Linked DNA regions of Mus musculus: region 1 is linked to region 2. Evidence: chromatin loops called from intact Hi-C (ENCODE). Cell type or tissue: heart. All regions are shown on one strand.

What was found. Hi-C counts contacts between places; a loop is a spot of excess contacts. Peaks named below come from ENCODE experiments on the same cell type or tissue, not always from the same donor. Only the 100,000 strongest peaks of a DNase experiment are listed, where the experiment ranks them.
Region 1: a loop joins it to region 2, with 2.3 times the contacts of the local background. A loop is called at or near these places in 3 of 42 quality-filtered maps.

Annotation. Positions count from the first base shown.
Region 1 is chr13:44,757,691-44,760,190 of GRCm38, reverse strand. The region is part of intron 1 of Jarid2 (jumonji, AT rich interactive domain 2); the gene reads right to left. Among named protein-coding and RNA genes, the nearest start is that of Jarid2, 28 kb to the right of the region's middle. In heart, a CTCF peak has its summit at 1,263 (motif pointing left); no DNase peak of the experiment used is centred here.
Region 2 is chr13:44,951,654-44,954,153 of GRCm38, reverse strand. It overlaps Dtnbp1 (dystrobrevin binding protein 1), which reads left to right. Exons shown (of 10, transcript NM_025772.4): 7 at 960-982. Among named protein-coding and RNA genes, the nearest start is that of Dtnbp1, 49 kb to the left of the region's middle. In heart, a CTCF peak has its summit at 1,221 (motif pointing right); a DNase peak (open chromatin) is centred at 1,303; H3K27ac peaks cover 813 bases.

The DNA.
Region 1 (2,500 bases), 190 kb after region 2:
TATTCACTATTTAATAAGAACATCAACTGCAAGTCCTTGAACTTAAGATTATATACCTTTCTACTGAGATATTCATATAATTCAAATCTATTACTGTAGAATCCAGGTCACTGGAGAGGCAAAAACTGCGGTAGAAAGTGATAAAATGGGACTTTAATTAAAATACGAACAGTCCAAGTCCAGCTAATTCAAAAGCATGACTCCAGCACCCACCTAGTCAGCAGGGAAACAACAGCTGCTTCCAATTATTACAGCGGATTTTAAATTAACAAGTATCAGTGTCTAATGAAGAAGCTGTGCAGGTAAATTTCCCACCAACAGCTCTATGTTCAGAACTGAAAGAGCTCAGTCAGTAAAAAGTTCTTGCTTTGAAAGTGTGAGGATCTGAGTTCAGACCCCCAGTGCCCACACAGATTGGACAGTCTAGGGTGCTGTAACTAAGATGCTGGGGAGAAATTGGGGCAAAGTACTCCAACTGGCTAGCAAGCCAATCTTGTTAACCAATGAGCTCTATCTAAGCTCAATGAGATCATAATCTCTAAAAATAAAACTGATGGCTAGAGACACTCGACCAATGTTGATCTCTGGCTTGCACAAATATAATACCACCCCCCCAACACACAAACACACACATCTGGAGGGGAGCACAAACAAGAGTGATACTTCCTTTTGGGTAAGGTTTTCTTCTCTTCACCTGTCACCCCAAGCGCCAGTTTCCCTACTGTCCCAAGTCCTGGGGTGGTCCAAACTCCTAGCAGGCACCAAGCAAACATTCTGTGTTCTTCTGGTCTATTAACCAAAGTCAGACAAGTAACCCAGAAAACCCATTTTTTATTCTATCACATAAGACACTACTAGAAAGGTTCATGCAATCCAATACTAGCAACTTGTAACCTAATGCCAGTTCCCAGAGACCACTATTTCAAAATTTTAAATATTTATATATTTTAATAAAAATTTCAATATTTTAGGGTGGAGGATTCTCCCTGACTCCCACAGGACAACAAGTTTCTAACTAACTGCAGGTGGAGCTTTTTAAGGGTCTCAATGCTGAGATCTCAGAATGCAATCAGTTTTGGGGAAAGGCAGAGTGGAAACCTCTCCCTAGGTCCACCCAAACCCGAGTGCCAGGGATCATCTAGCACCTTACCTCTGTGGTTAAGAATACTTACTTGCCTCTCCTACTCTTCTACTCCCAGCCACCCAAAGAGCAGATTCCCAGCTGTCAGTAAGTGTGTCTAGTTCCTGAGCATCTGATGCCCTCTTCTGGCCTCAGCAAGCACAAGCCAGAGGTACATCAGCAGAGGCAGGTAGATCTCTCTCTGTCAACTCCAAGCCATCCCTGCCCACAAATCAGATTATGTTAGAGAGAGAGAGAGAGAGAGAGAGAGAGAGAGAGAGAGAGAGAGAGAGAGAGAGAGAGAAAGAGATGCATGTTATATCAATGAGAATATGCGCATAGGTGTGTGTGGTGCTTGGAACAATAATTTATTTTTTGAGCATATTATCAAAGTAAAAACCACATCTTTAAGGACTCAAAGCCCAGGCCCTGACTAATTTACCCAAGTTCTAAAAAAAAAACACCCTTCAGGAAATGTACCCTGATAAAAGTTTGGGGTTTTGTTTCTCTAGGATTTGGGGGCAGGGACAGTCTCATTATGGGTTCCTTTCTGGCCAATATAAATCAAAGTAGCATCAAACTTTCTAGGTGGGACCCACCTGCTTCTCTGCACCTGGTTTAAACACAAACATTATGAACATAACAGCCCATGTTCTAATTCCAGCTCATGGAAGTAGAGACAGGTGTTCAAAACCATCTTCAGATATTCGGCAAAGTTTGAGAGTAAAGATTGCAAAATTGTGGGACTGAAAAGCTCCTCAGTGGTTAAAAGTACTCGCTGGTGAGATGGCTCAATGGTTAAGAGCACTAACTGCTCTTCCAGACGTCCTGAGTTCAAATCCCAGCAACCACACATGGCTCACAACCACCTATAATAAGAAATAAGAAACCTTTGGGCTGGAGCGGGAGGGGGGGTTGGGGGGCGCAGAGCGAGCAGGGTGAAGCAAGAGCCACATAGTGGCTCACAACCATCTGTACCTCCATTTCTGGGGTATCTAACACCCTCTTTTTTGGCCTCTTAGGGCACCAGGCCTGTGATGCACAGACTTTCATTCATACAGGCAAAACACTCAAACACATGAAAGAAACAGAAATTTTAAAAGACAATCTTAAGCACTTGGCAGAAGTTTTATAAAACTTTAAAAAAAAAAAAAAAAGAAAGAAAAAAAAAAAAACCCAAGGTATGAGGTGACCAAAACACTGTAATGTTTCCAAGCCAATGGAATCCTCGTACAGACACATTAAGAAACTACCACAGGGCGACAAACACCTTTCCTTAGCCTTGTTTCCACAACTGTAATGTAAGGGAAATAGGTAAGTCAGAGATAATGGTAAGCCATGAATAGTTAGTGGTAAAATTTAACTTTTAATGTATTTACA
Region 2 (2,500 bases):
GCTTCTTTGTGTACCTTGTTGCACAGATACTTTGTTGCGTTTGATAGCGGTGTGAGCCAGGCAGCCCTCTGTACAGGCTTCCCCTATCAGCAGGGCACAACCCTGGTGTGCTTCTGGTGCTAGGTTGTCCTCAAGGGCCAGTGAGCAGCATCGTAGTCAGCTTGCTGTGCTGACCTGAGTTCTAAACGAGCCTACAGTTTTAGTAAGACGTAAAGTGTAAATGACAGATAGTCTTGTATTCCAGGAGCGCTAGTCTTTACTAAAGAAACTTACCTCCTCAAATGTTCTCATTAATACTGATACAGGGAAAGCCATAACATACAAAATTATAAGAGGAAACTGGAATGTAACCTGCTGTGACCTCTTTGTCTATCACAGAGGGTTGGTTTTATGGAGCATTCTCTGTTTCTTCACTGTGTATTGCCTGAGGAATGTAAGGGTGCATGTTAGCATCCTTAATTGACATTGACATTCAGCAAACCAGAAGAGGCCTAGAGATATGTGGCTCTTCAGGGGCAGGGTGATCTGTGAATGTCAGCCTTTCATATCGTTTTCTCACTTTTCCTCTTTGCTACTGAGTGGAGAAATAACTACTGCTATTCTGGTAAATTTTAGTTGAAGACCTTAAAAATCTATTGTTCAATATTTATCAAGATTATAATAAGTGCTTTTCTAAATTTTTTTCTGTATGAGATGGACCATATATAGCATGAAAATGTTCTCTGTATTCTTACATTTGTTTTTGTAACTTAAATTTTAGTAGAGTTTTTGAGCCATTAGGAGATAAGAGCAGAAATGAAAACCATTACTTTAGTCTAATTGTGTTGATATTTTCAGTGATGCATAGTCAATACATGAACATCTAAAGCTATTCTGGGTATTTTAAGCACATAAACTGTGCAAGAGCAATTTTCAGTGGGGAGGAATTATTTTAAATTTGCTTTTCTCTTTTCTTATAGGAAGGAGCTTGAAGCCTTCAAAGGTAATTCTCTGTTTAATTCTTCACTTCCAAGTAGTTGAGGATTAATTGATGTCAGATGTTGTATCTTGGTGATAAGGAAATAACTCCTTCCTTCCTATAAACGGGGTAGTTTATATTAAAAAGCAGAGTTGGCATAGTACTGTTTGCCTAAGTTTTAGTTACTCACAGTAAGTTTGAAGTTCTGGTTTAACTGTAGCACAGGTGCTGTGTGAAAGTTTGTGCTAATAACTCCTGGAAGAAATGTTCAGCAGGTGGAGCTGTAGGGTTTCAGAAACTGGTTTGTGCTGTACACGGCCTGTCTGGGTCACAGAAGAGGAGACGGGGAGGGAGCGCAGAGTATCTACAGCCTCATGCACTGCCAAGAGGTTTGCTTTATCAGAGCTGGGTTCTGTTCCTAGACTGTTTGTGACTTTGATGAGTCTTTTGACTTTGGCTTTGTTTCTCCATCTGTAAAAATAGAGATTTTGATGAAACACGTTCTGAGATTATCTTAGAGGAGCTTTTTAAGGGGGACACAGCGAACAGTTCTCAGCATGTTCTCCTTACTTGGTCGTGTTAGTTCCTGTTTTGTTGCTGTGGCTCAGGCACTGTACAGGAGGAAGGGTTTATTTGGTCCTTTCCAGAGGGAGAGTTCATAATGGCGGGGGAGGCCTGGAACAGGGGGATCTGGAACACAAAGCCGAGAGGGCCCACCCTTAACCACAGGCATGAAGCAGAAGAGAGCTGAACATGGGTTGATGATCGATAGGAACTGTTGAGGCCTGCCCTTAGTGATCTGTTCCCTTCAGCAGAGCAGTATCTTCTCAAACCCTGACAAGCATTGCCACCAGTGGACCCCGAGTGTTCGGCTGCCTGGCTATGGAGGAAATTTCTCATTGAAACCACCACACTGGTCATAGGGCGCCTCTAGGAAAGCAACACACAGGCTTGCAAGCAGCCAGTGTCCTTCCAGTACGCCTGCCAGGCGCTCGTTACTAATTCCAGAGACTCTTGACAAGAAAAAGAAGAAGAGAGTTATCGCTGACTCTCCTGTGGTCTGCAGCATGCTGGTTACAACTCCTGTGCGCTCGCTCACACTGACCTACTGTGTGCCTGAAGGCTCTCCAGCATGTTGTTTATGCTCGTATTACCTGTGTGCCTCACTTGTTAGGACAAAGGTCCTAAAGGCTATTCCTACTATGGCTGTACCGAACAGACCCTGTGTTGTCAACATTTCTATTTTACCCACTGTGGTGGCTAAGCTCATGGCCAGTTGTTGAAGATGCTGCTCTGTGACCACGTGATGGCATGTATTGTCACACTCTCATGGCTTTTACGTAATTGTGGTCCCCTATGCATGGGTGTTGCTTTTCACTAGTAGTTTGAATGAAATAAGATTTGAAATCCTCATCAAATGCCTCTTTGCTTCTTGCTTGTTTTGATTGAGCAGTTTAGTATTTCTTATATAATAAAGAGATGAAAAAAGCCCCGTCAAGCTAACAATAAAAGACAAGCAGGCACATGTTATATAATAAAGTG